2 separate regions of the Homo sapiens genome follow, and region 2 is linked to region 1. The links are chromatin loops, found by intact Hi-C in ENCODE. Cell type or tissue: tibial artery. All regions are shown on one strand. Links, peaks and the distances in the headings refer to the core of each region. The heading gives the core; the rest is flanking DNA.

Region 1 (12,028 bases), core at 3,728-7,727:
GCTTTTGGCAAGGATTTAAACAACATGCACTGTCAGCCTAATCATATCTTTAAAAAATTAGAGGATAATGAGCATGCACTCTGTGCCAGACACTGCACTTGGCTCTTGAAATACATTATCTTATTTAATCCTTGCAGCCTCGTGAAGTGGATGCTTGTGTCTGCGTGTTCCAGAGCAGGCTCTGCAGCAGATCCACCTCCCGAAAGTCACATTCGTGGCTCTGGCTATCGGGCTCCAGGGCTTACTCAGTCTTTCCATGACGCTTAACTCCAGCCACCGCCACCCCCTACTTTCTCTGCCCCTCGGTGAGGATGAAGGGTGCAAGGGCAGGGCCTGCCTGGGGCAGTGGGGCCCTGGGCGCACGGGCTGCAGACCCTGTGCACCAGCCCTGCTTGCAGGAGTTTGCAGTGCAGCTGGGAGGTGGACAGGACTCGAGGACTTACAAATGAGGAGGATGGCTGCACCTTGGGACATAACTCCCAAGTGGTGATAGAGAATTGGAAGGGTGCAATTCACTCAGGTGGGCAGGGCAGCCCACTTGCAGGAGGAGATATTGAAGAGGGGACCAGAAGGATCGGAAGGAGCTGGGCGTATGAGGAGCACGCAGGGGAGGGCAGACCAAGCACAGGCAGTGTGTGTGAGCGGGGAAAGGGGTCCCTCCGGCCTGGCTGGCCTGCAGGGAGAAGAGAGCGGGGGTGACGTGAAGGCTGAGACAGAGGCAGAGCCAGTTCAAGCAGGGCCCTTCCAATCAGGGCATTTCATTCCAAGCCAAGGCCAGGGGTAATCACTGGGGAGACATGTGCTGTTAAAATAGGCCATTGTGCCTGCTAGGCGGGGACTGGCAGGGGGACCAGGCGAAGAGGGGCAGCCGCCTTCTTGATTTCCATCATGTGGCTGGTAAGAGTGATCTCCTGACTGTAAACTGCCGGAGCAACGCAGAGACCTACCCCTGCTACAAACCACAGGTTCAGACTCACAGCAAGGTCCTTCCCATCCTTTGCTTGTTTGCTTGGAGAGACTTGGGGTAGCACCATCACACATTTTCTAGATGGTCCCTCCATTTGGGTTCGTCTGTGGTTGTTGTCATGGTTAGATCGGGGTTGTGGGTTTTTGGAAAGAGCCCGCAGAGGGGACGTGCCCCTCTTGTCACATCCTGCCAAGGGTATAGGCGGTTAGTGTGATGTGTTCCTGAGGAGGGAGATGGAGTCTGGGCTCCACACACCTGTGCTAAGCGTCTCTTGTGTGCTGAGCAGAGTGGAAGCTCTGAGGATTTGGAAGAGGATGAGACAGGCCTCATGGAGCTCACAGCCATGGTGTGGAAAGGATAGGAGCATCCACAGGGCAGCTACGCATAAGTCATGTGAGCTGAGCAGGGCAGGAGTTCAGAGGGGCATACATTAGCTGACCTTGTGGGGGCTAGGACCATTCAGAGAGGATGCCCGAGTGGGGTTTCAAAGGATGAATAGGAGCTGGTCAGGCAGGTAGTCAGGGGGTAGTGCAGGCAGAAGGATGAAGAGATGAAGAGGAGTGAAGATGGGCTGGGAACAGTGGTGGCTTTGCATTCCTGGGATACAGTGTGGATAAGGCCAGGGGGAGCTGCTACACAGAGGGAGGACTTGCGGTTCATGCCTAGGGTCCTGGTCTTCCTTCTGTAGGCTTAGAGGCTGCCCAGTGTTCCGGTGGTCATGGAGCTGCTTGATGCAACATGGAGGGTGGGCTTGATGGGGATGTGGGTGGTGAGAGAGCAGACAGGGAGCCAGCTAGAAGCTTTTATCAAAGTCTTCCCAAGAGAGGTGGAGGAGGGTCTGCAGAAGGAGGTGTCTACTGGGGGCAAAGGAGTGGACAAGCTGAGAAATTCAGTGGGGAGGACAGAGGGGACTCGGAGTCTGAGTGGAGACTCGGGGCAAGCCTGAGACCCAGGGGAGGTGACACCCTCACTGCTTTGGGGTGCATGGACGGTGGGGGCGATATCCTGGCCAGGAACTATAGCCAGGAGAGCAGGTTTCCAGGAGAGAGGAGGCAGCGGGGACTGGCCCTTCTGGGAGAGAGGGGGCAGTGGTGACCAGCATGATGTGGACAGTTGAGGGAATTGGATGTGTGTGTCTGGAGCTGGGATGGAGAACAGGGCCAGAGGTCATTGGTCTGTACTGGGTGGGGAGCAGGGGGAGAAGGTGAGAGATGTGGAAAGAGGGTCCTACAGTGTGAGCATTGCAGAAAGCCAGGAGTAGAAGCCCAGGAAACATGAACAAAGGAACAATTCACCAGGTCTACACATATGCAACCACATCAACAGTATTTGAGTATGCTGGATAAATTTCATTACTATGCCTTTAACATTCTGGAACATTCATTGAATGGGTTTAGAGGCTACCCACTCTAACTCAACACCCACGTTAAGATCTGAATCAATACATTCAATGACCTACTCCTGGTTTGGGAAGAAAGCGAAGTCTTTGGCTGACGTTGACTAGAGTTGGGAGGAAACGTGGCAACTCTCTTAACAGAGAACCCCTTTATTCTGGTGTAAGGGGTGAGCCGGAGGCAGGAGCACCGCCTTATAATAGCAGCTCCCAACTAACATGCAGGGCGACTTCGGGCTGGCCTCCCAATTTCTCTGGTCGATGTCCTCAGCTCTGAGGTCGGGGCTGGCGGGGCGGCGGCCGGGTCGATGTCTTCAGCTCTGAGGTCGGGGCTAGCGGGGCGGCAGCCGAGCACTCTTTGTGCTCCACAAATCGCTCTACTTCTTTGTTTTCCCATCATTCTCTTCCTAGCTCTAAAACACAGGTGAAGGATTAATAACGTGGCAGGTTAATTAACTTTCCATATTTTCTTTTCTCTCCCACTTCCCTGTTCCTCTAAGCAGGTGACAGGTATATGTGATTTATCTGTCCTGCTGTTGTCACATTTTCTATTGTAATTCCCTCAGTCTTGGACCAGTGATCTGGAGACCTCACTATTTCTTCCCGGATTTCTGTAATTTTTGCAGAGGCTGCTTCCTGCGCCTTCCCTCTGAGCATCAGGCTCAACTCACCAGAGGCAGCGGAGCGAAGCCCCAAGCGTTGGTGACAGCTGATATGTTCCACACGAGCTGTGGAATGATCTGCATTAAATGAGGATTTATGATCAATCCTCATAAATTAAGGCTGCCTCAGAAGCCCAAGGTGAGGCCCATGCTAGTGAGCCTTTGTTAATTAGCATGGGGAAGCATCCTCACTTAGTCCAGGAAAGCAATGAGTGTTTGTTACAAGTGCCTGTTTCGATTTCATGGTGGTTGTAGCTGGTGTTGATGCCACAGACCCTCTGGGTGGCCGCTGCTTGCCGTGGGTCACCCTATGGGTGGGGGCCTGTGTTCCCTGAATAGACAGAGTCTACTCAAGGGAACTGCCTCTTTCAGGGTCAAAACCCAATGCCATCTCTAGGTACTCTGTGCTCTGTGCCTTGCCAGGTGTGTACCTGTCACAGTTATTGAACTTTTCCTCTTGTAAAGTGGGGATAATGCCTCCTCTGGAGTGGGTTGAATAGCATCCCCTGCCCAATATATGTCTATATCCTAACCCCTCGTAACTGTGACTGTGGCCTTATTTGGAAATAGGGTCTTTGCAGATGTAATGAAGGCTCTTAACATGGTATTGTCCTGGATTAGGGGAGGCCTAAACCCAATGATGGATGTCATTACAAGCAGAGGAGAGGACAAAGAGAGACACAGAGAAGGGGGCCGTATGCAGAGTTTGGAGAGATGCAGCCCCAGGCCAAGGGATGCAAAGGTTGCAGGAGTCACCGGCGCTGGGAAGATGCAGGAAGGGTCTTGCCCTAGAGCCCCTGGAGGGAGCAGAGACCCTGCCATCCTTCATTTCTTACTTTTGCACTTCTGAACGATGACAGAGCAAATCCCTGCTTTTTATTTTATTATTTATTTATCTTTTGAGACAGAGTCTCGTTCTTTCGCCCAGGCTGGAGTGCACTGGGGAGATCTCGGCTCACTGCAAGCTCCGCCTCCCCGGTTCACGCCATTCTCCTGCCTCAGCCTCCCGAGTAGCTAGGACTACAGGTGCCCGCCACCACGCCCGGCTAATTTTTTTCTTTCTATTTTTTAGTAGAGACGGGGTTTCACCGTGTTAGCCAGGATGGTTTCTATCTCCTGACCTCATGATTCGCCCGCCTCGGCCTCCCAAAGTGCTGGGATTACAGGCGTGAGCCACCGCGCCCGGCCGTCCCTGCTTTTTAAACCTGCCTGGTTTGCGGCACATTGGTAGGGTAGCCACGGGAGGCCGGTGCACACTCCTCTCACACATCGGGACGGTGTGAAGTGGGTGAGAGCACATGTCTGACACAGGCTGGCGCAGAGCCAACCCGCCGCACCTGCTGGGCCCCACCGGCTGTTATCCTGCCTTATCCACCCGCCCTCCCCACTCCCGAAGAAGGGCTCTGCCCTCTGCCTGGGGCTACATGGACAGTCCTCAAGAAGCAGGGCTGGGGGCCTTTCTGGCCTTTGCCCGTGGGCCTTGCACTCTCCGTGACAAGGCGACACAGGCAGCAGGCCTGGAGCCAGGAGGAAAAACATTATTTCTAATTCCTGATTATTTGATCATTTTATTGTAATAAACTTTGAAGGTGTGGTAAGCCATGCCAACTGTTTTGTGGGGTGAACTGGGGTGTGTGTAAACTCATAGGGTCATTAATTCCCTATGAGGCTAGCAGGTGGTTAAAATAGCACCCCACCTCGTGGGCGTGTTGGCATCAGCTTTTGTTGTGGTTCTGTGATGGGGTGAACTGGAGGGGCCCCAAGAAAGGCCAGAGGGTCATTTGTTGGGGCCAGAAAGGCCTTTCCTGGGGTCCTTACCACAGTAGGGCTTAGGGGTTCCCATCCTAGGCTGGACAAATGTGGAGTTTTAAAACTGGACTCCTGAGTGCCACCAGAACAACTCAGTCTTCTGGGAAGTGCCTTGCAAATGCATTCTGGGGGTCTTCAAGAGCTCCCGGGGGTAGCTGAGGAGAAGTTGGCTATGAGATCAGGTCTCAGGAGAGAGCCCTCTAGCGCTGGGAGCCGTGGGCAAGGGAGGTCACTGCCCCACACAGAGAGGGTCATCTACCACTCTTCTCCACAAGATCCCTGTTCAGCGGGGACCGCAGTCAGGGAGCTAGGTGGCTTCCCACTTTGCAGGGCAGCAGCAATGCTGATGGGACATGAAAACAGAGGAAGAGCTGTTGTGGGATGCTCAGTCATTCCTTGTGAGTCCACGTTCATTCCCAAGTCCACCAGGCAGGCCGGAAGCCTCCTTTTTGAAACAATTTTCAGTTGATTTGAAGCTTGTAGAAACCTATGAATAAAGAATGAAGTTAAGTGGGTGTCTGAGCAGTTTCAGATCGAAATCTCACCAAGGTTTTCAAATTGTAATAAGTCTTAAACACAGAATGGTTGATTTCAGCTCAGATGGATGTGGCGTGGGGTCAACAGAGTCCAGAAGAATCTGAATCTAGACCAGAATAGAGCAGTCCATGCCTACCAAAGGCAGCTTAGTGAGGAGCAGCCGGAAGGCTATAGGCCATGTGGTGTGCGTGTGTATATGTGCGTGTTGCTCTCTGTGTGTGTGTGAGCATCTGTGTGTGTGCACGTGCACATGTGTGCGAGAGATATCACGCAGCCACATAACAGTTCCCATTCTCATCCTCATGTGGTGGCTCAGTCTTTCTCAACAAATCCTGTTGTCAACCCCAGAAAATCCTGCACTTTCAAAAGGCCTCCAGAAAGTACTTTCCGTAAGAGGTTTGGAGAAGACACGGGCCATGCAGAACGCTGCTCCAAGAGGCTTCTTGGGTGCCATGAGCCACTTGGCACAACCACTGCCTACTCTGTGGCCTCCTCTGTGCCCTGAATCAGAAGCACACACTTGGCCCAGAAATACGTCTTCTCCATGGAGTGAGCAGAATGCGGGGGACTGTGTCAGGAGAGCTGGGTTTCATCCCCGGACTGGGGCCAAATGCCTGACAGATCACGGAGCCTGTGTGGTTCTCATCCCTCTTGCTTAGAAAGCGCGAAGGCTGCTCTTCCCCTAGGAGAATTCGTGGTGTATTTTGGGAATGCAGGGGGTGAGCTGGTCTTAACCTGGGACAGAATTCATCTCAGAGGAGCCCTCGTCCTTAAGGCATCTAAAACTCCTTCTCAGCATGTTTCCCTCTGACCACGTCCTTTCATTGGAACTCTCCCTGCCTGGTTTTCTCACCTCTTCTTCCCCTGCTACCTGCCATCTCTTTTTCTCAGACTCTTATGAGTTATCTTCTTCCCACCCCTGGCAGCTTCTATCCTTAGTTCTCTTCCCTTCCCATCTTCCCCCTGCCCCCACACCCCCCATCCCAGGCATCTCAGCTCTGCCCCAGCATCAGTGTCTGGAACAAGCTGGACACTGTTTCCATCTGTGCTGGCCCCATCCCATGGGCTCCAGGTCCATGATGTACCATGAGCAGGATGTCTCCAGTGGCAAGACCCTGAGTCACGTCAAACCAACCTTATCCCAAATACAATTCCTATCATACTGCCAGAGCCCTGAGAGCGACTTGGACTGAATCCTCTTCCTCTCCACCTCCTTCCCTCCTCCCCAGATCTGGCATCTGAGTCAGCTCCAGTCTGAGAGTAGCTGCTTTCAGACACAGACCAACATTTTCTCTTTTTTCCCTCCTCAAAGCTTTTGGCTGGATCCCCTCTCATTACGGCATCCGAGGTCTTCTTGGCTCACACTTTCTGGCCTCTTCCTGCATCCTGAGCTTCCACTCCACTAGCTCTGAACATTCAGTTGTCCCTGACCCCAGTTCTCCAGTGTATCCTTCTGCCTGGGTCCGTCTGGTTTCTTGGTGGACTTGTAATCACCCTTAAAGACCCTATTCAGGCCTGGCATGGTGGCTTGCACCTGTAACCCCAGAGACTTGGGAGGCTACAGAGGGAGAATTCTTTGAGGCCAGGAGTTCAAGACCAACCTGAGCAATGTAGTGAGGCCCTGTCTCTACAAAAAACAATTTGAATAAATAGCCAGTTGTGATGTGCATACCTGTAGTCCTACCTACTCTGGAAGCTGTGTCAGGGGATCACTTAAGCCCAGGAGTTTGAGGCTGCAGTAAGCTATGATTGCACCACTGCACTCCAGCCTGGGCAACAGAGTGAGACCCTCCTGCCACGGTGGGAAGAAGAGGAGAGCTCATAAGAAACTGAGAAAAAGAGATGACATGTAGAAGGGGAAGGAGAAGAGGTGAGGAAATCAGGCAGGGAGAGTTTCAAGGGACGGAAGTGGTCAGAGAGAAACAGGCCAGGCATGTTTTAGATGTGAAAACAGGTCTCGAGACTCTGACTCTAGAAAAAGAAAACAGACGCTGTTCAAAGGCTACCTGCTTTGGGGTAGCCTAAAGCATGGCCCCTGCACTCTCAACTCATGCTGCTTCGGCAAAGCAGGTCCTACTGTGCCGGGGTCATCTCTCTGCTCCGCTTGCCCCTCCTCCTGAAGGCTGTAGGAGTGCCCAGTGCAAGGACCACTCCTTATGCCTCTGCCTGTCCCTGGCCTTTCCCACCCTCTCACTCCAGCCCCCAGGCAGTCCTGTGCAGCCCGGGCTGGAGACACCTGTGAGCCCATCCACAGCCGGGCTTCGGGCAGTGGGGGTTGCAGGGGTGGGGGTGGGGCAGGAGGACACCTGCAGGCTCCTCACAGGGTCCAGTGCTGCTTTCCACCCTGCAGTGGGGACACCTGCTCCAGTTACTCTTGCAACACCATTATACTTTCTCTTCTCTTCTTCAATTTTATTGTTTCCTCTCTCTCCTTCTCTGAGTTCTAGGCAAAAGGGAAAAATGTTGTGGACAGGGTTTGGAGGGGGATGCGTGGGTCATCAGAACACGAGAAGGAATGAGAGAATTGTTGCTTTTTTTGTCTTCTTTTTCTGTTAACTTAGCTATGTATGCCTAGTGTTCCATTATTGGAACACTATGCATGCAGGAGTTATTTATATCCTACTGCTCAAGGTCATTGCCAAAGTCTGATTGCCAAAATTCAAAAAATTGCAACCTCAGGCATACATGGGTTAAAATCAAGATACAATTCTCATGCCATAAATTTCACCCTTTCAAAGTGTACAAGTCAATCATTTTCTATATTTACAAAGTTGTGCAAATATCACCACTCTAATTGCAGGAAGAAACCCATTGGCAGTCACTCCTCACTTGCTCTTCTCCCATCTTATTAGCTCCTAATTACAGCATTATAGACATCTTTTTCGGGGGAGGGGGGCGCTGGGGATAACATAAAAGTTAAAAAATATTTTACTTCTAATAAGTGTTAAATTATATAAATAACCCTAGTATCACAGACCTGACTGCAACGTGCACATGCTTTTGTGCACAGTGGTTTCAGGTGGAAATGTACGTCCCATAAGTTGATGTTTGCAAAGTGTTTAGAACTGTGCCTGGTACCTAGTAAGTGCCAGACTGTCTGCTAATGAGCTAACCAAATGGCAGCATTATCAGGAGAGGTAGGATTTCTGGACTGATGACAGACACAAGAATCCAAGTTTTCTCTAAAAGGATCAAATGGAAAATCCTATCTGTTCAAGTGTGGCCAAGCACCATATTTGAAACACAAGGTTGTCCTTAAGAGGGGGATGATTCCTTATTAAATGTTGGAAAGTATTCCTAGCCTCCCTCCAGGGAGAAGCCAGGGAATAGGACCGATTTCAAGAAAAATGCAGTCAAATGAAAGTAGAATTACAAGATTTTGCAACAATAATTCCAACAAGTGGATTCTTTCCATTCGTTATTAATTGTATTCCCACTGGACCCTTCAGAGTCGATGGTGTTTCTATTCTTATTAGCATCAATATTCATGAGGGTCTCTTGTCCCCTCTTCTGCAAGATGGAGGAGTTATAACAACATGGGTTTCTCATACAATGTTTTAAAATATAACTCTTAAAACTCTAACTTGGCTTTTGGAATTAACTTTTTTTTTTTTTTTTTTTTTTTTTTGTCGCCCAGGCTGGATGGAGTGCAGTAGAGTGATCTCGGCTCACTGCAGCCTCCGCCTCCCGGGTTCAAGTGATTCTCCTGTCTCAGCCTCCCCGACTAGGTGGGATTACAGTCGTGCACTACCACGCCCGGCTAATTTTTGTATTTTTAGTAGAGACGGGGTTTTGCCATGTTGGCCAGGCTGGCCTTGAACTCCTGACCTCAAGGTGATCCACCCACCTCGGCCTCCCAAAGTGCTGGGATTACAGGCATGAGCCACCGCGTCTGGCCATGGCTAGCAGGATGCAAGAAGACCTGGCTCTGAAGCCATGCTTAAGGACACTGTGCAATGGGGGACAAATCCGCAGGTGCTATGGGAACCCAGAGACCCAGCTGGAGGCTCTGGGAGGAATTCCATCTGGAAGCAAACATGCCGTGTCCAGAGGTCAGGGTGATCTGGCAGAGGCAGTGCTGGAAAGGAGTGTGTGCAACAGCAGGGCTGTGGCCCCAGCTGGAATCAGGGCTGCGGGTGGGGAGGCTGGAGGCAGCTTTCTGGAAATGACTTGGCAGGTAGGAGCAAGGTCCAGGTGGGAACCTTGAACACAGGGCAGAAGACAGAAAACAGGCTGGTACAACGGGACTCAGAAGTCAGGACCATGCAGGGCACGTGGTTTCCAGAAGTGAATAAAGGGGTGAATTGGCCACAGGAGGAGTTGGAGCCTGCACTGGCAGGAGAGGCACTGGGAGCAGTGCTGCCCTGGGGCCGAGTGGTCTGAGGAATGACGGAGGCCTTCTCTGTAATGCAGAGGGCAGAAGAATGGGGCCGCAGGAGAGTTCCCACAGCTGCAGCTGTGAGGAGAGGAGAGTCAAATCTGGGAAGGGCACCCAGCTGGTCTTTGCAGTGATGCAGTGTGAGTTCTCATGCCCGGTGGCCACTCTTCCCTGGCTGTGCTCCCATTTGGTCTAAGTGTGAGACACAGGACTGGATGCCGGGCTTCAGCAGTGGGCAGGCGGATGAGAATTCATGTAATGCCCAGCTCAAGGTGTGGCTCTGGAATAAGGCAGGCCTGGGTTTGAATCTCAACTTTCCCCCTAACCACTATCATGGCCGTGGAGCTGTTACCAACTCTTCTTGCACAAGGCTGATAACATGCACGTGTAAGGACGTATGAAATAATGTATGCAAACAGCATCTATGGTTACGACAAATGAAGCCCGTGAAAATCAGTTGATTGCGTTGGCTCGGTACTCTGCGTGTCCTGGCCCCCACATCAGTGTTCCTTAATCTTTTTTATTTTTAAAGGCACAAACTCCTTTCAAAGCCTGATTAAAGCTTTGCATGCTCTCCCCGCAAAACCCACGCATACATTTTTCAAGGAATTTCAGATGTTGTATGGACACTGGTGTTGAGAATTGCTACTCTTGACTTGAGGACAGGACTGCTTTTGTGACTGCCATCTTATCTGTCATTGCGCCATGTACAAGTATAATCCTACACAAATGCTTTAAAGATAGAATTTGCAAAACTGGCATTGTGATATGCAAGGCATCCTATGCATAGACAAAAACTAAAACCACCATAAAAGGCAAGTTGGGATAATTGGGGAAATTTAAGTTGGGCGGTAGAGAAGATGAGATTGTTAAATTCATGTTTCCATTCTTAGGGGTGATCACACCACTTCGGTCACCTAGGGGAAGATCCTTGCTCTCAGGGTGGAACTGTCAATGCTGTAGCTCCATGCTCCTGGGGTCTTACGGCTTTCTAGGTCCCCACTAGGAGTGGGTCATTTCCCTGGCCAGCTCCTGTGAGTGGTCAGTGAGAATCAACTTGCTCTATTCAATCTTCCCTTAACTTTGCCCCTCAAATTCCTAAGCTCTATGGAAGAAGATTTTACTTCTTTCATAAGAAGTGGAGAGTTTCCCTAAGCCCTCCTGGCCATGGTACAAATACTTTCTGAGCTGATGGGTTTCCAGCTCGTAAACGGCCTTGGCACTGGAGTGGGTCTTTCTTGCCATGTTTCCGAACTAAGCATCATTTCTTTACTTTCTTGATGGGAGTTGGGTTGGGTGTACCAGGATGAGGCATTCTGAATCCTCAAATATCTTGGGATTGATTCTTCCCTAAAAGGCTGTGGGCATGTGAAAAAAGTAAACACCGGGGAAGTTAGGAGGCTGGGGTCTGAATGAACTTATTCTGTGACCTTGGACAAAGCATTTGATTTCCCGGGGCCTCTGTGTTCTTGGAGGCTACCTAAGGTCAGTGGACTCAATGCCTCTCAGTGAGTGGTAAACGTCTGAGCCACTCGTGGAATATTACAACCACGCAGAAATCCCAAACTTCCAAACACATGCCTGGCTTCCACTCCTGGGAGCTCTTAATCAGCAGGCCTGGGGTGGGGCCCGGTCTAGGGGAAAAAGTCCGCGTAATATTCTGATGCACACGTCTGTTGGGGAACCACGGAGTGGAATGACGTCCAACACAGCTCCTGCCAGAGGAGGGGCTGTTAAGTGGCTTCCAAAACAAGCTGAGGTTCAGAAACACAGCCCCGTGAGGCTGACTCAGTGTTGGGGCCATTCACATTCTTCCTGGATGAGGTCGCGTCAGGCAGTGCTCTTTTCTCCTCCACCCGTAGCTTACAGATGTGGGGTGCCTCCCTCCAGCTGAGGGAGGGAGTGTTTTCACGCACGCTGGCCGGCCCTGTGCCTTCCAAGGGGTCGTTTGAACTCAAGTGCTGCAGTCGAGGCAAAGGAGTCCCTGGGATGACAGTTGAGGTGGGTTTCAAAGAAGCCTATTTTCAGCCCGGGAGGGGCCGGCTTCTGCACTCTCCGAGTTTCCCTGGAGTGCTGTCACCAGCCTCTGGCTGCCAGATTTCACAACCGGTGTCTGGGTTTGCTAGAATCACACCCCCTTTCCAAGGAGAAGCCAAGGCTTGACCTAGCCACGCTTTTTGTGTGTTAAACACGAAGCTGATTCTGCTCCCCAAAATGAGAATTAACATCCTGGGAGTGTCAGAGGCTGGTTTTCCTAAGGATTTTAGGGATTTTGGATCTTG
Region 2 (12,028 bases), core at 4,779-8,778, 120 kb before region 1:
ACTTAATGACCTCTTGTTCTCTGTCAGGAAGTATTTGGGACCTGACATAGATCATTTATTAAATCTTATTAACTTTGTGAGGTAGGTAATATTTTCTTCCCCCCACCAACTTTTTTTTTTTTGAGATGGAGTTTCGCTCTTGTTGCCCAGGCTGGAGTGCAGCGATGTGATCTCGGCTCACTGCAACCTCCACCTCCTGGGTTCAAGCTATTCTCCTGCCTCAGCCTCCTGAGTAGCTGGGATTACAGGTACCCACCACCATACACGGCTACTTTTTTGTATTTTTAGTAGAGACGGGGGTTTCACCATTTGGCCAGGCTGGTCTTGAACTCCTGACCTCAGTGAAACCCAGAGAAGTTAAGCAACGGTATGTCCAAAGCCATACTCAAAATGATCATGTAGTTGGTATTCAAGTCACCTGGTAGTCTGGATTCAAAGATAACACACCTATTATCTTTTTGTTGGTAGCAACACCTACCTTACTATTTGTTTAAAAAAATAGGTTTTCTGCGAGACAAATGTTACTAAAAGCTGGTTCTCATAACAACCCATCCTTTAGGAAAAATCACTGCTACCTAGGTACATGGATACAGTAGAAAAGGTTACTTTATCCTCAACATTTAATAATTCATACAGCCTCAGAACCAGACTGCCAGGTCCCTGGGGAAATTAGTCTTCTCAGTCTTCTTGCTACATGTGACATTTGGGCAAATATTTATTGATACTTGTTCTGTGAAAAACACAATACTCAACACCATGCAATAGAAAAAAAGTTGGCTCCGATAGGAAGAATTCTGCCTGCAGGAGTGGAGGAGAGGAGGGGATCATTCAGCAGAACACAGGCTTCTCATCACACGTGCATTTTCACGTGGGGTAATAGGCCTGGAAGGGCTGTTCCAGGTTGGTCGTCAGATCTGCTTCCTTCAGATTCGTCCAGCCCCCAGGACCCTGCCACCTCCTAAGCATCCCTTCTCTGCCAACACACTTGCAGTGAGAGGGGCGCCTGACCCCTCTGGGAAGCCCATTCTGGTTTCGGAAAACTCTCACTATTGCTCTTTGGTTTTACATTGAAGCTCCAGGGAAAAACAGAACAATCCAATCCCTCTTTTTTTTTTTTTTGTTTGAGACGGAGTCTCGCTCTTGTTGCCAAGATCTTGTGCGATCTTGACTCATGGCAACCTCCGCCTCCTGGGGTTCAAGCGATTCTCCTACCTCAGCCTCCCGAGTAGCTAGGATTGCAGGCATGTGCCACCACATCAGGCTATTTTTTTTTTTTTGGTATATTTAGTAGAGATGGGGTTTCTCCATGTTTGTCAGGCTGGTCTCAAACTCCCGACCTCAGGTGATCCACCTGCCTTGGCCTCCTGAAGTGCTGGGATTACGGGCGTGAGCCACTGTGCCCGGCTTCCAATCCCTCTTTTATGGGAGCAGTCTTTGAAAAATTTAAGCCCATGTCCACCTGTCCACCTGCACCCCCCGCCCCTAATCAAAGTCCTCTTGGTTACAGAGTAAGAACCCTCAGCTTCTTCTACATTACAAGATTTTAAGTTGTCCTTCCCTCTGTGATGCTGTTAACACAACTTAGCATCCTTCAGACATAAACCAATGAAACAAAAGCTTCTAGTGGGAGGTGGTAGGCATTTCATCAAGTAGCAAAAGGGGCCCTTCCTTGAGTCTCCACACCTTAGATCCATTGTAGGGCGGTCACGCCACACCGATGACTCATGATGCCCATAGTCAGCTAACCCCCCAAAACTGCCTACAGTGTCTCCTGCTGAATGTCTCCTCTGTTATTCAGTGCATACATCATCCCATCCAGTTCCACGTCATCCCTCAAATGATCCATGCTATTGATAAACATGTTCTCAATGACAAAGCCAGGGCGCCCCACAGCATGGCACCAGAAATGAGTTCAAGTTAGCACCAATCCACAAGTTATAAACCTGCCAGCTGTGCTATCATCTGGCTTGTATTCCTCCTTGCCCTCAACAAATCCATGAGATAAGGATTTTCAAGCGCACAGTAATATGCAGCTATATCCTAGCTATAGCATTGCCTTATGTATTATGTTAGTAACTACAGAAATTTACAATTAGGCTGATCTGGCATGTCTTGTTTTTGGAAAATCCAAGATGATAATACTTGTTATCTCTGCTTCCTTTTCTAAAAACTCACAAATCATTTTAATGGTCTGGAATATTTCCTGTGATCACATGAAGTTCACTGGGCCAGAACCTGACCTATTTTATTTTAATGAGTCATCAGTCACTCAGAACCGCACAATTCTCTCCTGTAGTTTTTTTCATTATGCCATGACAATTCAGCCAAACCAGGGAACTTGTTTCTTTACCAGGCCTGAACCGGGGTTAAAGGGTCCCAAAGCAGCTCATCTGTCTACACCTCGGTCTAAGACAACTCAAGCTGCAACAGGAAGCAGGGCCTTTTCCTGCCACACGGTGGCAGGCCAGCCACTAACCAGTCAAAGTGGGGAGGATGCAATGCTTCCTGCTGCCACCTTCTCACCCAAGGACCCAGGCTCCTTCCTCACCTCCTTCGCTAACACCCCCTCCCATTTCCCCCAGTAACGGTAAGACTAAAGCATGACAAGACAGGAATACACTGTACCAAAAGATGAGGCTGTAAATACCAAGCACAGTGGACTGAGACCTTGCCCAGGAAGGCTCCTGGCAGCTTGCGGGAGAGCACTGGCCATGGAACTGACCATTAACATCCACCAAGGAGAAGCTACTTCCTTGAAGGGCCAGAGCAGGTCCTGGGCTTCCAGGGAGGACCAGAGCTCTGCTCCATCCACCCTGGTCTCTCTATCCTACTCAGTTCCATTCCAGGGTCCCATCCTGCCAGGCCTGAGTGATATTAATAAGCTTATTTTCTCTTCTTACATGAAAACTCTGAGCTTACTTGTTTAGTAACCATTCTGTGTACCTTGCTAGGCATCTGAGGTCCAAATCATTATTTTGATTCACTTTTCAAATAATTTCCTCTAAATTGGTCACTATTTCTTCCACAATTACTATGTTTTTGTCCTAAACAGTTGATGCCTTATTTTATGTCAAATGTACATGTCTTTATACAGCCTCATAATCAGACTGCCAGGTATCTGGGAAAATGTTTTTTTCTCCGTGTTCTCAATATGTATGAATTCAGTTGGGCAAATATTATGGACACCCATACTATGCCAATCACAATACTCAATGTGGTGCAATAGAAAAAGAAACCTTTGATAGGAATTCAGCCTTCAGGGAGTGGAGTAGAAGAGATAAAGGTAGGGGGTGATTAAATGTCACAGCACAAAGTCTTTTGGGAGTTTAGAAGAGAGAGGGGCTACTTTGCCCTTGGGAAAGTGGAAGGTGTTATGCTGGTGGGATTAGAGCTAGCTACGTAAAAGGTGAGTGGGGCTTTGACCTGAGGAAATGGGAGACCATGCCAGGTGAAGGAAACAACACGGCAAAGGTAGAGCAGCAGGAAAAGTACAGGGATATGTTCGTTCGAGAGCCAGTATTTGCCTTTGACCTGGGAATCGACTCAGGCCAGATGTTATATGGACTTGATAGCAGGCCGAGAACTTTGGACTGAATTGTACGGCGACCCTCAAACTATGGAGGTTTATGTGAGCAAGATAATTGCTCACAGGGTCATGAGGCAGGGGACAATTCAAAGACAAGAAGTAGAGATGAGTGGATAAACAAAATGTGGTGTATATGTAAATAGAACAACATACAGCTGTAGAGAAGAATGAAGTTCTGACACATGCTATAGCATGGATGAACCCTGAAAATATTACGCTGAGTGAAATAAGCCAGACACAAAGGAACACACTTTGTATGATTCCACATCATATGAAATGTCTAGAACAGGCAAATTTGTAAAGACAGAAAGTGGATTAGAGGTTAACGGGCTGGTGGAAGGAGGGAGTGGGGAGTTATTTCTTAATGTGTACAGAGTTTTTGGGGTGATGAAAAATTTTGAAATATAGTGGTGATGGTTGTACAACAACATTGCGGATGTAATTAATGTCACTGAATTACACACTTACAAAGCTAAAATGGCACATTGTATATTTGAGAGAGAGAAGCATGACAAGACAGAAATACACTCTACCAAAAGACCAGGCTGTAAAAACTAAGCACAACAGACTGAGGACCTCGCCTAAGGCTCCTGGCAGCTTGGGGGGAGGCACTGGCTATGAACTGATCATTGACATTGACCAAGGAGAAGCTAACTGATACCTAGACATTTTTGAATGAGAAACGAAGAATAGAGGAGAAGGTATAAAATGTTGAGAAAGTACAATTCATGGGATTGCGGTGTGGCTCAGAGAGGGAGAATTCTGAGCTGAGCTGAGGCTTCAGTGGCAGGTGGCTCGAAGGAGCAGAGCTGGAGGTTGGGCTGGGGAAGGAATGGAGGCTGAAGAATGGAGGAGCTAGAGCGAGTAAGTACAGAGACACCTACTGAAGCTTGGTGAAGGAGACAGGAAGGTAGCTCAAAAGTGATAAGCATATGGGAAGATGTTTCAAATTAGGGAGTCAGAAACTTATTTTTAGGATAAATGGAAAGAAAGAATTTGAAGATGTATTCCTCTGCCAAGTGCACGTCAATTTTTAAACCCTGGTCTAGAAGCACTCTTCTGGGATATAATTTGCACTGGCATCTCACCACCCTTATTTCTTTCCAAGAAATCCCAATACTCTGTGTTCTCACACCATACATAGACCCTTCCCTGAGAGTTTTGGTGGTGTGATTCAGCCTTTAAGGAACCAGCTGGAGTAAGTGGCAGAGTGCTGTTTTGGTAAGTCTTGAAAAGGTTTCTGTAACACCCCAGAGAAAGGCCAGGAAGGCATCATGCCTCTCTTATTGGCCAGGGCACAGTGGGGGTCACCCAGTGTCACACTGTGTCCCTTCCTTCCTAATTATAGGTTTCCTAAAACTCTCGCAATGTGTGGATCATGCCTATGAGTCTGTAGAGCCCAGGATGCTGCTTATTTTCGTTTAATATTTTACTTAGTTTATTGATGCTCAAAACTAGGTAACAATGTAGTCAGGCATGTTATAAGCTGGTTGTTCATTAGAAAATAAAAACTGGGCATTTGATTACTGTAAAATTGTAGTCAGTTGGAGCAACTGTTCCTGATTGTTCCATTTTCTCTTTCTCTTTCCTTCTTTCTTTCTTTCTTTTTCTTTCTTTCTTTCTTTCTCTCTTTCTCTCTTTCTTTCTCTCTCTTTCTCTCTCCTTCCTTCCTTCCCTCTCTCTCTCCTTCTTTCTTTCTTTCTTTCTTTCTTTCTTTCTTTCTTTCTTTCTTTCTCTTTCTCTCTTTCTCTCTCTTTCTCTCCTTCCTTCCTTCCTTCCTTCTCTCTTTCTTTCTTTCTTTCTTTCTTTCTTTCTTTCTTTCTTTCTTTCTTTCTTTCTTTCTTTCTTTCTTTCTTTCTTTCTTTCTTTCTTTCTTTCTTCAGTTTCCCTTTTGTCTCCCAGGCTGGAGTGCAATGGCACCATCTCGGCTCACTGCAACCTCTGCCTCCTGGGTTCAAGTGATTCTCCTGCCTCAGCCTCCTGAGTAGCTGGGATTACAGGCGCCCACCACCACGCATGGCTAATTTTTGTATTTTTAGTAGAGACAGGGTTTCACCATGTTGGCCAGGCTGGTCTCAAACTACTGACCTCAGGTGATCCATCATCTTGGCCTCTCAAAGTGCTGGGATTATAGGCATGAGCCACCGCGCCCGGCTGATTCTTCCATTTTCTAACAGTGTGACTTGGATAAAGTCCAGTAACATTTCTGAACCCAAGTCTATCTCTCTACAAAGGGAAGAATACCCACTGTGTCACTCAAAGCATTGTGATGGAACTCCTTGAATGGTTTTTAAGTTGCCTTTTGCTAGAAAACTGGTGTGACCTTGTGTACTTAGTATCCAGGTGATCATTTGACTCACATGTTTTATATTCCAGAGATTTCGTTCACGAAGTGTTTTTCTGAAAACTCAGTGTTTGTAGCGTTGTTGGAAATTTTCCTCACGTCCTCACTGAATTTGTATTGAAGGAATCGAGTCTTTGAAAGATGGGTTTACCTCCCTGTTTAATAAGTCATAAGTCTGTCGTTTGAGTTGTCCCTGAGTGTGAGTCCTGGAGTTTGAGAACAGTGACTGCTGTGATCCTACCGTGATTTGATGGGCACTTCTAGGCACAGTGAAAGGGAAGTGGAAGTTTCTGGTTGACTTTGATTCAGTTCCAACACGTTCCTCAGGTAGGCCTGCAGAACTGCAGAGAGTGAAGTCAGCGGAGATGAAAGTGAAAAGGTGTAAAGTTCACATTGAATTTGAAGGCCTTCTCCTCTAAACTTAGATGTAAGAAACATTTTCTATGCTTCTAAGTATAAAATGTCATTCTACATAAGAGGTGTATTTTAAAATGTCAGATATTAAACTGTCTGCGGTAACATTCCACTTTTCATGTCTAATGTTATGTCTGTATGAAAAGAAATGGATGAAATGCTAAGCTTGTTCAATTCGAATACATACCTGGAACTAAATCAAATGTGTTTCACTAATTCATAATCATTAAAAGTAAGCATTGGTAGACCCTTGGCCTAATACTTCGAGATCTAACATTCACAGTTTTGTCTTATTCTGAGCCACCCCTAAGGTCGATGGCATGTTATAATTTAATGCGGACAGTTCTACTTCCCTCAGAGGATTGCTGTAAGGATTAAATAAACAATGTATGTAAAGCACTTGGCACGAATTTAAACCAGCATGCTCTTGTGTGGCTGGCAGTCCTGTAAGCTACTGGGGAAGTCTAGAGGGCTGCTGAAAATCGGCATCTCAGTTAGCCGTATTCCTCAGTTTAGGCTTCACAGAAATCCCAGGTGTCAAAGACCCGTTCCATACAGGGTGTTCCGTTGAGGGCTCATAACATGCACATTGCATTCAGAACAATGATAACTACAAACTCCTGCAACAGCTGACACCAACATTCCCAAACAGCAAACAGTTTTGGTTGTGAATCTTGGCTTCTCTCCAGTCTGTTCCCGTAACATATCAACGCATAGTTTGCACTGGAAATGAATCTGAGTTGATAGATTTTGTTGAGAATATGCTAGTAAACTAATTTAAAGGGATATGAGCAATGTGTATGTAACCTTCTGAATAGAGTTCCAAAGAGAATAGATCTCACAAACACCAAAGCCATTTTACGTCAAATAAACATCACTTCCACTGGGAAATGAGTGTAAATTTGTGTGTGTGTTTCTTATGAGCTGCTGCTATTATCTATTAATAAAACTGCCCAGTGTGAGAAAAAAGAAAAAGGAACTAGCTGGAGGCAGGATGTTGGTTTTTTTTTTATTATTATCCTGTTTTTTTCACAAACACTGAGGCAGCTTTTGTAATCCAGATGCAGAGAAGGTCACTTTTCAATTGTTTTAACACCTGCTGTCTATTAAAATGAACACAATTTCCACAAGCCATTGATAAATTCAGTCTGAAACCTACCTCAAGTGACGGTTTCCTTTATTTTGATAAAACTTTTGAATAAATAATGTGTCTGTCCAATTTCTGGTGTGTGTGTTTGCTATTTGACTCTCATATCCCTCCTCTTACTATTTTATTTTCACAGTGCTTATAACAAAACAATAGTTTTTGGTACTGACAGTAGAAAGCTAATTACAAATAACAGCTGTGTTGTTCATAAAACAAAAGTGAAGCTAGGGCACAATGGTGCACACCTGTAACACCAGATACTTGGGAGGCTGAGGCAAGAAGATCGCTTGAGCCCAGGAGTTTGAGGCTGCAGTGAGCTATAATGGTGCCACTACCTGAGCGACAGAGCGAGACCCCATCTCTTAAAAATGTGACACACTTAGTCATTAATGAGACATACTTAAAGTCTTGAATTGGCAATGGCTCTGACTACATCAGCAATATGTAATTTAAGAGCAGAGAAAATGTCTACTTAATCTATTAATTAATCATAGAATACCACCAGACTTAATAGAAATATAATCTTGGTTTAAAAAATATCAGGCAGGAGGCTGGTAAGAATTCTTGTAGGCTTGTTTCTTCCTCCCTCTGTCTGCCAAATGTCTGTCTCCTTGTCCTCTGCTCATTCTTTTTTTTTTTTTTTTGAGATGGAGTCTCACTCTGTCACCCAGGCTGGAGTGCAGTGGCACGATCTCAGCTCACTGCAACCTCCGCCTCCCGGGTTCAAGCTATTATTATGCCTCAGCCTTCTGAGTAGCTGGGATTACAGTCACCCACCACCATGCCCTGCTAATTTTTGTATTTTTAGTAGAGATGGGGTTTCGCCACGCTGGCTAGTCAGGTCTCGAACTCCTGACCTCAAGTGATCCACCCACCTTGGCCTCCCAAAGTGCTGAGATTATAGGCGTGAGCCACCATGCCCTGCCCTGCTCACTCTTCCTACTGAGAAGTGCAGCACTTCTTGGATGAGGCATTGCTCTGTCCCAGGGCTGGAGGAGCAGCAGCCCTCACTGCAGGCAGAACGCTGCTAACCCTCGCCTGTCAGCTTCCCCCAAGGCGTCACACTGGTCTAGACCCCGTGCAGTCTGTTGCTGCTGTGGAGGTTTACATATTAAAGCCATCCTGGGCATGTGTCTGCCTAGTGTATTCTCAGGGAGTTGTTTACTTACACTTTCCATGCTACGAAAATGGTTTCAGATTTTGTAGATGTCCTGGGACATGAAATGCAGGTAAAAATACTAAATAGCTACCTTAAAAAGACTTTTTATAAAAGTATAAGTGCAGTAAAGTGGGCAACTCTTTAGCGTACAGCTCAATGCATTTTCACAATTCGAAAACACCCGTGTATGAAATACCCAGATCGAGACTCACGAGAATAGCAGAATCCCAGAGGCTCCCAGAGGACCCCTTCCAAACCCATTCTATCCCTCCTTCCCAAAGGCAAATGCTGCCTGACTAACACCAAAGGTTAATTTTTCCATTGTAAAGAAAGACTTCATATATAAGCTTTATGGGAATGGAATTATACAGTGTACAGTTGACCCTTGAACAATGCAGGGGTTAAAAGGGCACCAACCCTCCAGGCAGTCAGAAATCTGAATGTAACTTTTGACTCCCCAAAAATGTAACTGCTACCCACCTACGATTAACCAGAAGTTTTACTGATAACATAAACTGTCCACTAACCCATATTTTGTTTGTTGTATGTATTGTATAATGTATTCTTACAATAAAGTAAGCTGAAGAAAAAGAAAATGTTATTAAGAAAATCATGAGGAGGAGAACATATATTGACTGTTCATTAAATGGAAGGGGATCCTCATCAAAGTCTTCATCCTCATCGTCTTCATGTTGAGTAGGCTGAGGAGAAGGAGGAAGAGGAGGAGATGGTCTTGTTGTCTCAGAGGTGGTAGAGGTGGAAGAAAATCCACATATAAGGGAACCCATGCAGTTAAAACCCACGTTGTTCAAGGGTCCACTTTATTCTTTTGTATCTAGCACCTTTCAACCTACTTATGATTGATCGTGAGATTCATTCACGTTCTTGCATGTAGATGTAGTTTGTTTTCATTGCTGTGTGTAGTATTCCACATATGAACAGATCACAGCTTATTTATCCATTCCACTATTGAGGGACAGTTGGGTTGCATGCAGGCTTAGGTTATTGGGAGTAACACTGCTGAGATCATTCACATACATATCTTTCAGTGCACACACATACTCCTTGCTGGACTATGGGGTATACACATGTTCAGCCTCAGAAGACACTGACAAAAAAGTTTTCCACCATGTTTCTACCAATGTTTTCTTCCATTTTACCAATAAGAGTTCTGGTTGATTCCCAGGCTTCCTAACCCTTTGTATTTTCTATCTTTTTCTTTATTTTTAGAGTTGTAGTGTCATTCTCTCATAGGGCAGCCGTCTCCAACCTTTGTGGCACCAGGGACTGGTTTTGTGGAAGACAATGTTTACATGGACCATGGGGTGGGGGGCATGGTTTTGGAATGAAACTGTGCCTCTCAGATCATCAGGCATTAGTCAGATTCTCATAAGGAGAACACAACCTGTCTCCTTCTCATGAGCAGTTCACAACACGGTTCACAGTTCTGTGAGAATCTAATGCTGCCACTGATCTGACAGAAGGCAGGGCTCAGGTGGTAATGCGAGCCATGGCGAGCAGCTTTGCTTTCTCACCTGCCACTCACCTCCTGCTTTGTGGCCCAGTTCCTAACAGGCCACGGACCGGTACTGGGGGGTGGGCGTCCGGTTACAGGGGCTTTAATTTGCATTTCTCTGGTAAGAATGGTACTGAGAATCTTTCTGTGTACCTCTTTGACCGTCTGGATATTTTGTGAAGTGCCTATGGAAATCTTTTGACCCACTTTTATTGAATTTCCTCTATCTTTTTCTTATTGTTTGGTAGAAGATATTTATGTATTCTGGCACAAGTCTATGTTGAATGCCTTTATTGAAAAGATCTCCTCCCACCCTGTGGTTTTCGTTTTCTCTTTTTAAATGGTGTCTTCTAATGAACAGATTTTCCTAATTTTACTGAAATCTAATGCATCAACATTTTCTTTAAGATTAGTGCGTATTTGATGTTCTCTTTAAGAAATTTTTTACAAACTTCAAGGTGAAAAAAAATTCTTCTATATTATGTTCTAAAAGCTTCATTGCTTTATCTTTCACATTTAGATCTGTAATCTATTGAGAATTAATTTTTCTATGAAAAATGTGTGTGTGAAGTAGATGGATTGAATTTCTGTCTTTTCTATATTAAAATTCAAATCAATCAGCACTATTGATAAAAAGACCATCCTGGACCACCTGTAGTCCCATCTACTCGGGAGGCTGAGGCAAGAGGACTGCTTGAGCCTAGGAGGTTGAGGCTGCAGTGAGCTGTGATTGCACTACTGCACTCCAGCCTGGGAAACAGAGCATGACCCTGTTTCTGAAAAAAGAGAGAGAGAAACAGAGAAAGAGAGAGAGATGGAGGGAGGAGGGAGAGAAGGAGAGAGTGAGAGAGACAGAGAGAGAGAAAGAAAGAGAAAGAGAGACAGAAAGAGAGGGATGGAGGAGGGAGAGAGGGAGAGAGTGAGAGAGACAGAGAGAGACAGAAAGAGAGGGATGGAGGAGGGAGAGAGGGAGAGAGTGAGAGAGACAGAGAGAGAGAGAAAGAAAGAGAGAAAAAGAGAAAGGAAGGAAGGTGGGGAGGAAGGAAGGAAGGAAGGAAGACCATCCTTTCCCCACTGCTCTGCAGTGATACCTTTGTCACTAGTGAGGTGTCCATATATGTGTGGGTCTCTCTCTGAAGGGCTGCTGGATTTTGTTGAATGCTTTTCTGCATGTTTAGAATGATCATATGATTCTCTCTGTTCTGTTAATGGAGTGAGGTACATTGATTGATTTTTGTATGCATGTCTGGGGTAAGCTGCACTTGGTGGGTTACACTTATTATACACTGCTCAATTTTGCATGCTAAGATATTGTTGAAGATTTTTGCATCTACATTTATAGTTTTTAATTTTCTTTCTTTTAATATCTTTGTCAAGTTTTGTTATCAGGGTTATTTGGACCTCATAAAATAAATTAGGAAGTGCTCCTTTTCCTGTATTTTTTGAGAGTTTCTGTTATATTGCTATTTTCTTCCTTAAATGTTTGATAGAAGCCATCTGGGCTTGAAATTTTCTTTGTGGGAAGCTTTTGGCTAAGAATTCAATGTCTTTAATAGATATAGCACTATTCAAATTTTCCATTTCTTCCTAGTTTTGATAAGTTGTACCTTTCAAGTAATTTTATTATTTCATATAAGTTGTGGGGTTTACCATATGAAGTTGTTCATAATATTCCACATTATTCTTTTAGTATCTATAGGATTTATAGTGATATTCCCTTTGTCATTCCTGATATTGGTAATTTATATTTTCTCTTTTTTCGTTGATTGATCTTGCTAGGGGTTTATCATTTTTATCGATATTTTCAAAGGGGCAATCTTTGTTTTGATTAATTTTCTTTGTTGTTTATCTCCTACATTAGT

Evidence for each region. Hi-C counts contacts between places; a loop is a spot of excess contacts. Peaks named below come from ENCODE experiments on the same cell type or tissue, not always from the same donor. Only the 100,000 strongest peaks of a DNase experiment are listed, where the experiment ranks them.
Region 2: it touches region 1 in a loop (4-fold over the local background); 3 of 110 quality-filtered maps call a loop at or near these places.

The regions. Positions count from the first base shown.
Region 1 is chr2:236,631,362-236,643,389 of GRCh38, forward strand. No RefSeq gene overlaps it. Among named protein-coding and RNA genes, the nearest start is that of ACKR3, 68 kb to the left of the region's middle. In tibial artery, for the core only: no CTCF peak of the experiment used is centred there; DNase peaks (open chromatin) are centred at 4,390, 5,190, 5,900 and 7,510.
Region 2 is chr2:236,510,687-236,522,714 of GRCh38, forward strand. No RefSeq gene overlaps it. Among named protein-coding and RNA genes, the nearest start is that of DRC11, 9.2 kb to the left of the region's middle. RefSeq lists an enhancer at 2,598-2,667. In tibial artery, for the core only: no CTCF peak of the experiment used is centred there; no DNase peak of the experiment used is centred there.